Linked DNA regions of Homo sapiens: region 2 is linked to region 1. A link is an interaction called in ENCODE POLR2A ChIA-PET data of the cell type or tissue named here. Cell type or tissue: PC-3. All regions are shown on one strand. Links, peaks and the distances in the headings refer to the core of each region. The heading gives the core; the rest is flanking DNA.

The links. ChIA-PET counts read pairs that join two places held together with the same protein. Peaks named below come from ENCODE experiments on the same cell type or tissue, not always from the same donor. Only the 100,000 strongest peaks of a DNase experiment are listed, where the experiment ranks them.
Region 2: POLR2A ChIA-PET joins it to region 1 with 6 read pairs; 1 of 35 experiments calls an interaction of 5 or more read pairs at or near these places.

The regions. Positions count from the first base shown.
Region 1 is chr2:94,984,067-94,988,452 of GRCh38, forward strand. No RefSeq gene overlaps it. Among named protein-coding and RNA genes, the nearest start is that of MAL, 39 kb to the right of the region's middle. In PC-3, for the core only: a CTCF peak has its summit at 2,508 (motif pointing right); a DNase peak (open chromatin) is centred at 2,515; H3K27me3 peaks cover 589 bases.
Region 2 is chr2:95,050,098-95,054,483 of GRCh38, forward strand. It overlaps MAL (mal, T cell differentiation protein (MAL blood group)), which reads left to right. Exons shown (of 4, transcript NM_002371.4): 4 at 3,284-3,895. The coding sequence ends at 3,358. Among named protein-coding and RNA genes, the nearest start is that of MAL-AS1, 25 kb to the left of the region's middle. In PC-3, for the core only: a CTCF peak has its summit at 3,701; a DNase peak (open chromatin) is centred at 2,374; H3K27ac peaks cover 1,087 bases.

The sequences.
Region 1 (4,386 bases), core at 86-4,085:
GCTAATTTTTGTGTTTTTAGTAGAGATGGGGTTTTACCATGTTGGCCAGGCTGGTCTCGAAATCCTGACCTCAGGTGATCCACCCACCTTGGCCTCCCAAAGTGCTGGGATTACAGGCATGAGCCACCATGCCCGGTCATGTTTTTTTCCTTTTAAAGCGTGTGTATCAGAGAGCTATTTGGACACTCATGTTCACAGTAGCACTAGTCACAACAGTGGAAAGGTGGAAGCAACCCAAGAGGTCAGCAGCAGGTGAGTGGATCAACACAATTCAGTGAAATATTATTTGGCCCTGAAAAAGAAAGAAATTCTAACCCATGCCACAACACAGATGAACTTTCAGGACGTTATGCTAAGTGAGATAAGCCAATCACAAAAGGGCAAATGCTGCCTGATTCCATGTATATGAGGCACCTAGAGTGGGCAAATCCATAGAGACAGAAAGTAAATGGTAGTTGCCAGGGGCTCGGGGGAGGGAAGAATAGGGAGTTGTTTAGAGTGGAGTTCCTGTTTTGCAAGATGGAAAGAGTTCTGGAGATGGATGGTGGTGACGGTTGCATGACAATGTGAACGAATATTAATGCCACTGAACTGTGCACCCAAAAATGGCTAAGATGGTTAATTTTGTGATGTGTATTTAACCACAATGTTTAACAAGGGAGGTGTATAATGGACAAGAGACCCTGGGAAGCAGCATGTACTGTGTGCACCTGAATGCGAGCATCAGTAGTTTCCTTCATCTTGAAACATTACACTGTCAAAGGGAGACTTCGCGGCATCCGGGTTCCCTCTGTGGGCAATGCCCGTGTGTGCCCTTCATGGAGCCCAGTTCTCCTGGGCCCTGGGTGGGACCAGGAGACCCCTGCTGCCTGGTGTGCTGATGACACGATACTTGCCCATCTGGAGTTGGGCCTTTTTCTCCCAGCCGGAAGTTTTTGAGGCTTCCTGGTACAGCCTGCGGTCACCCGAGTACCAGAGAAGGGAAGGAGAGGCAAAGCTGTCATGGAAAGGAAGACAAGTAGTAGAAAAGGCATCTGGGGTTGGCAGTGCATGAAACCTGCCTTGCTGAAAGAATGCCCAGCTATGCAGAAAAACCTGCCACCAGGCTACCCACCCCCGGTGCTCCTCCCCATTTCTCAGCTCCTCCTCTGCCCCAGCCCAAACCCATACTTCCCAGCCACAGCCCAAAGCCCTGCCACACTGACCTGAGAGCACGCATCCTCCTGACACCTCATTTGCCCTTCCCATGGAGTCATTACTTGGGTAGTGTCTGTCACAGCGTGTAAAGTTCACTTCTCAGCAGCAGTCCAGCCCCTGCAGCAGCCCCCGCCTGCCCATGAGAGGCTTCCAGCTGCTCTGTGCAACGGAGCAGATCCACTCTCCACAGAGGCTATCCTCCTTATTCTTTCCCATCTCAATGCTATCTCGCCAACCCAGCTGATTGGTCTCCCTCCCCTCTGTCCCAGGAGTGAACTTCCCAACCCTTAGGGATATTTCCCTCTCTGGGTCTTTCTCAGGGAACCTCCCCTCCTGCCGTCTGTGCCATTCCAATGGTTATGGTTATTTTGGCCAACACTCACCATGTGCCAGAGAAGCTTGTTAAGCCATCATGAGGACCGGATGATAGAGGGGCCAGCGGGACCCCCACCTCCTCTATTTGATGGACAGGGACACAGAGGCACAGGGGAGTTCAATGACCTTGCCACCAGGCAGAGCTGGGATTCAAACCCAGGAGGAACGCTCTTGCCTGGTGCGTGGATTGAGGGTGAGAGTGGAGGCAGAAAGCTGGCCTCAGGCTTCCTCAGCCCTGGCCACCCTGCCTGGGGAGCTTTCAACAATGCAGCCTCCCTTACCTGTTCAAGCAGAATCTTTGGGCAGGAACCCGACCCTCAGACTTTCTTGAATTCTGCAAAGGGTTCTAGGAGGAGAAGGACTCAAACAGTGCTGTCCAGAGGATGGTGCTCAGGTATCCATGGTTGTTTTTTATTTGTTTGTTTGTTTGTTTGTTTGTTTTGAGATGGAGTTTTGCTCTTGTCACCCAGGCTAGAGTGCAATGGCGCAATCTCGGCTCACTGCAACTTCCGCCTCCCGGGTTTAAGCAATTCTCCTGCCTCAGCCTCCCGAGTAGCTGGGATTACAGGCACCCAGGACCATGCCTGGCTAATTTTTGTATTTTTAGTAGAGACGGAGTTTCACCATGTTGGCCAGGCTGGTCTTGAACTCCTGACCTCAGGTGATCCACCAGTCTCAGCCTCCCAAAGTGCTGGGATTACAGGTGTGAGGCACTGCACCCAGCTGTATCCATGTTTTTAACAAGCTCTTTGCCCCATATCATGTTTTTTGCTTGCTTCTTTTTCTTTTGAAACAGTTTTCAAAATAATAAGCATCCTCCAAAAGTGACCAAAGAAGTTTTTGTTTTAAGTATCATTTTGAACTTGTGGATTTCAATTTAGTGCATTCCAATCCATTGTAGTGATAAGAAGCTCATGTGTTCCCATCTTTGGCCAGCAGGAGGCTGCTGAGTCCTTTTGACCAGAGCCCAGCAGCCTTTGGAAGTTTTCTCACCATCTGCTGTGGTAACATTCAGGCTCAACCTCCCTCTCCAAACCTGGCATCAGCCATTTCTTCCTGGACTCCAATCTGGGGGTTATTACCCCAGTTCTTATATTCTACTCTTAACCAACTTTCTAAATATAGGAGGCTCTTCTCCGTGTTCTAGAGAAGAATGGGTTAACACACCTGTTGTTAAGCTCCATCCTTCCTTAAGAAGTCCTTTCAAGTTTAAGTTCAGCCTTTTGGGAAATGTATACATGACTGCGTGTATTTGCTTATTTAAAAAAAAAAAGGATTCTGCCAAAGTTATACTTGAAATATACTCACTGTAAATGGCTCGCTGCAATCAAATATTTCTCCACTTTGAGGGCCAGTCCCAGCCACTAAAAAATATCTCCTGCTCTGAGAAAATACACAAATAAGCATTAAAATGAGAGGGAAGTTTAGGCCACCAGGAAATTTGGAAAACTAAGTATGAGTTTTAATTAAAAAGTAAATACAAATACTCAAAGATTTCACACCTAAAAAGAATCCAACCTAGACTACTTGAGACAGAAATGAGATAACAAACTCTACTACTGGGTTTACATCCACCTGTAGTCCTTGGCTGTGGTCCCTCCTACTGTTTAGGAGCCAGAGGGGTGTGGAAAGAGGAAGTGACTTTCTTCCGCACAACATTGATTCTGCAACACTGAAGCCATTGCAGGAAGGCTCCCACGATGTTTGAGTAGATTCCCAAATGCTCAGGGACCCCTGGCATGTCACGAAAGGTAGGACAGGGATCCCTAAGCCATAGCTGGAACCCGGAGAGAGGAAGCCACTGATGGGCTCCGTGGCACTGCAGGCATGATGCCCCATCAAGACTCCTAATTCCCCACGCCAACCTTGGCTGAGGCTCTGGCAGGCCACCCTCTGGGCTCATTCTAGGAGCCTCTACCTGCCCCTGCCCTCAGGTGTGAAATCTGGTTTTTGGGGGAGACCCACAAGTGTCCTACACCATGTCCAGGCAGCACCATGCCCTGCCCGTGTGACCTTGGGCCCCAGTCCCCTCCAGGACAGCACCACCTCCTGGACTATGGCGAAGATTAAATGTGCAAATGTAAGTAACGTGCATATGGCTACATCTGGCCAGGGAAGCTTCTGATGGCAGGAAGGGGACTGCGACCCCTCTGCAGACACTGGCTGGCAAAATGGGGCCCAGGTGCCGTTGCTGGCCCCACGCCTGGCACTGGTGAGCTGGCAGTAAGCAGCGGAAGGTAGCAAATGGCAGTTCTCTGGTCTTGCCAAGGGAGTTAGAGTTGCTGCGTGGACTACATGAGACAGTCAGAGTGAGTGCATCTTATAAACTGTAAAGTACCTGGTGAATGTGAGGAGGTGGTGGTGTCATCGCAGATTCATTCAAAAGAATGTACTTTGATGTCCCTCCCTCCCCACCTATTTTTTCAGACCCTGGGCTGGGCACCAGGAATACAGCAGTGAATGACACAGACGGCCAGGCTGCTGGAGGTGTTTCCCACCACCACCTCCTCACATTGACCAGGTACTTTACAGTTTATAAGATGCTCCCACTCAGACCATCTCATTTAGTCCACATGACAACTCTGACTCCCTTGGAAAGTCCAGAGAACTGCCATCTGATACCTTCTGCTGCTTGAATTCCTTGCCGAGGAGTCTATGCCTTGTGGTCACCTTCCTATTCTAGTCTGGCTTTTCATTTCCTTTTACCTTTTTCTCCTTAACAGCCCATAAATCCAAAAGTGTTTTTTCTCCTCAGGACAACCACAGTGGAAGCCTGAGAAGGGAAAGGGTGACATACCTATATCTATTTATTGG
Region 2 (4,386 bases), core at 202-4,201, 66 kb after region 1:
AAGATCACCAGTCATTGTGGGACCTGGCATCAACGCTGGAGGCCCAGTCCCCACACTCTCAGCACCAGTTTGGGGCTGTGAGTCTGACCTCATGGGTCTCCTGACTCTCCCCAAGTGGTCGTCCATTGAAGCATCCAGCCAGGGGTGGGGACGCTGAGGCCAGGTGGATTTTCTTCTTAATGGACTGGATCAGAATGACAGGGTAACAGAATATATTGTTTCATCACATGTTTTTCAGAGCTGTGCATGTGTGCCCTTGCACCAGTCTACGATATAAAACATGCTTCTGACCATGGGTATTGTTAAAAAGTAAGAAGTTTCAGAAAGAGCACTCTTCAGATCTCTAGAACTTAACCTATGAATTATGCAAATCCCAAGGTAGAATGTGGTGACAGATCCTGAGATACCAGCTCTAGTAGCCAAAGCTGTGTCATCCCCTCTTTTTGGAAAGTGTAGGGCAGAGGCTGAGAGAAGACCCACAGATAGGCTTTAGAAATGGGGTTGGTGAAGTGCCTCTTCCCACTCCCAGAAGGAGGGCCCCAGGGGAAAATCCCTCAAAGCCTCACTTGCTGGTCCCCTTGCACAGTCCCCTGCCCTGGGGAAACCACACACTGCCCTCAAGCTCCCAGCCTACAATCGCTCCCCTAAAAAGGGCCCCCTCAGGATCCTGGCATCCCCCCAGGGGTCCCGCGGTGTGGAAACATCTCCCGTGTTGGCCCATCTCCCAACATGGCTGGTTTCCAAGCAGCAGCACAGCCAGGGGGCATCTTGACTGATCTTCCTTCCTGGGGAGGCTGGTGAGCCACCCTCCATCTTCTTCACACAATTCCATCTCATCTCCCTCTCCCAAGACTGCCTCATACCTCCCCCATCCCAGCCAAGCCTTCTCTTTTAACAAACATCAACAAAGTGTCTGACAATAATTTCCATAAAATTGTTGTGAACAAAGGTTGCGAAATGTAGATGGGATGTGGTTAGTGGGTCAGCACTTGATGGAAAAACCCAGCTAGGGGAATGAACACCCCTTCCCGCTGGGCAGGTCTCTAGTTGAGAACCACTAGGCTCTACTGCCTTCTGACTTTCCTCTTTTACCTTTTATCAAAGGCAGCACACAGCCAGAGAGGTGTGCAGTTACAAGCCCACAGCTTGATGGATTTCATACAGCGAACTCCCTGTGTGGATGGTGTCTGGACTAAGAATTAGGGCCAGTTACCAGCGCACAGTCTGATGAATTCTCATAGAGCAAACTCCCCAGTGTAGTTGGCATCTGGACTAAGAATTAGGGCCTGATAAACAACTCCCAGAAATCCCCTCAAGTCCTGTCCCCATCACTGTGCACCCCCACCACCACCCAATTCTGATTTCTAGCACCATGTTCAGTTTTGCCTGCCTTTGAACTTCATATAAGTGGAATTATACAGTGGGTACTCATGTGTGGCTTCTTTCTCTCACCCTTGTGTTTGTGAGACTCACCCAAGTGGCTGGGTGTAGATGTGGGTTGTTTGTTCTCATTACTGTATAGTATTCCCTTGTAGGAATAGACCAACATCTATTTATCCATCCCATGACTGACCATGTTCCCATTTTTTTTTAGTTGAGTTGGATAGACACGAATATGTTCACGCAGACAGGAGCGTTAGAATTGAGAACCAGAGTGTTCTCAGCTGGCAGATGTGCCCAGATAAAACCACCAAGGGGAAATCTGCACGGCGTTCGATGTAAAGTCACACCTTTCAACTCACGGTATCAACTGCATCCGTCTGTGAGAGAGAAAGAAGTTCGTTACTCAGGATTCAATCCCAGACCCGCCCAACCACAGCATGCCCAGTCCAGGGGATACTTGGGTACAGGGAGGCACCTCACACCCTCTCTCACACAGCCTGGTTTTGGAAGCAGCCAGCCTGCCTCACATCCACTGTGTGGCTACTAATTAGGGTCTGTTCCAAGCTGAGCTCCTCCCTCTCTCCTTTGTGGGTGGCGGAGCTGCTTTGCCAAAGGGACCCCAGGGATGGGTGGAAGTCGCCTGGGGCGAGATGGAAATTTCTGGAGAAATCTGGAGGTTTCTAGATTATACAATGGTGGGCAGTGATGGCTACAGTTTAGGGAGAGGGCTTTCTGAAGCCAAAATTTGCCCATTCGTGCCCAGCTCTACGTGTTCCCAGTGGGCCATTTCTTGACCCCACTTGGAAAATGAGTCTCCACTGCTCTTCCTGCTGGGGACTTCCAAGGTGCTTCTGCCAAAGGCTTTCATTGGTCTGGAATGCCCACCTTTTATGGAGGGCTGCCCACTGGTGTCTGACTGCTCCTGCCCAGATACGTTCTCTTAAATGTGTTATTCAATAATTCAGCTTACTCACCGCCTCCAGGCAATGAGGGAAAGGGCTTGGCCAGGTGTAGGGGCAGGAGAGCAGGCACCCTGAGGGCTGGGATTGATGAGCATTTTCAGGAGTCACAGAGGCGTAGCCGCCCTAAATGGACGTCGTGCCTGAGCTGGAAACTCTTGACCCCTAACCAAGGTCACAAAACCAGGTGCAGAGATTGGACTTGGCAGCAGGCAGGCCTTCAGGGAGTAGGGTGATGGGAGCAGACAGTGCCCAGGAGGACACAGCAAGTCCCCAGAAAGCAGGGCCATCGCTCCAAGGGCCACAGTGGCTGACTGGATGGTCCCAACAGTAAGGCCCCTCCTTTAGACAAAAGCTCAAAATCCCTTCTCCCCTTCTCTGTCCCTCACTTCCTATGAAGTCTGGCTCTCTCAGCCACACCTGTGATATTAAGAATCCTAAAACAAAATAATGATAGGGTGAGAATGTCCAGGCAGCATGGAGACTTTCACCAGGGCCAGCAAACCCAGGTATTTACAATCTCTCAACCGAGCTACCAGGACCACAGCTGGAGGGCGCTGGTCTCACTGGTGTTGGGGGAGGAAGTTGTCCCTGGAGAGTTACCTGCCTGAGATGCTTTCATTGGAGGGGTCTTTGAGGACTCCATCTCAAGTCAGCCGAAACCTCAAGCTGAGACGAATGTGATGCTGGGTGATAGTGGAGAGTCTTACCTTCCACACCAGATCCAGGAGACTGTTAGGTCACATGGAGCTCTGTACTGAGAGGATTTGGTGCACACCTGGGCTCAGCAGGGAGGGCGTCCATGTGAGGGTGAGAAGCAATGACAGCCCAAGCTCTCTGGGTCTGGCCCCCCCTACGCCACGTGGGGCTGGATGCAGTGCAGACGCTGTGCCTCGCCCTCCCTACACAAACCCATTAACGGCCATTTCTCTTGGTTCCAGGTGTTCTCCTACATAGCCACTCTGCTCTACGTGGTCCATGCGGTGTTCTCTTTAATCAGATGGAAGTCTTCATAAAGCCGCAGTAGAACTTGAGCTGAAAACCCAGATGGTGTTAACTGGCCGCCCCACTTTCCGGCATAACTTTTTAGAAAACAGAAATGCCCTTGATGGTGGAAAAAAGAAAACAACCACCCCCCCACTGCCCAAAAAAAAAAGCCCTGCCCTGTTGCTCGTGGGTGCTGTGTTTACTCTCCCGTGTGCCTTCGCGTCCGGGTTGGGAGCTTGCTGTGTCTAACCTCCAACTGCTGTGCTGTCTGCTAGGGTCACCTCCTGTTTGTGAAAGGGGACCTTCTTGTTCGGGGGTGGGAAGTGGCGACCGTGACCTGAGAAGGAAAGAAAGATCCTCTGCTGACCCCTGGAGCAGCTCTCGAGAACTACCTGTTGGTATTGTCCACAAGCTCTCCCGAGCGCCCCATCTTGTGCCATGTTTTAAGTCTTCATGGATGTTCTGCATGTCATGGGGACTAAAACTCACCCAACAGATCTTTCCAGAGGTCCATGGTGGAAGACGATAACCCTGTGAAATACTTTATAAAATGTCTTAATGTTCAATACATTTGTTGGGTGTTTTTTGGGTTTGGGTTGAATTCCTCAGCATCAAGAATACCATCAATTCAGCTTTCTTTCTGAGGAATCCTTTGACTTAACCTGAATCTCAAGAGACAGCATCAGGTGGCAGTTCAGACGACGGACACTGTGTGTGCCAGGCCACTGCACTCTCAGAGCCCGGTGCTGGGGAGCCCACCCTCCCAGCTACCTGCCCAGATGGCTTCCCCTCTCTCTGGAAACTGGCCAAGTGCCAGCCAGGGGCAGCTTCTCCTTCCTACAAGACACAACAGTCTGTGCCCCACTAGAACCTCCTTCCACCAAAAGAAAACACGGTGCACAAGTTTTCATTCACTCATTGTGAAGCTCATCAGCGTGTTCCTGGGCAGTCTGCTTTGTTCCCATTGTGTGGATAATACATTATTTTAGAATTTCCTCGGGCCACTCCATAGGAGAGAAAGGAGAGGAAATTACAGAGTGAAAGGAAGTACGGTGAC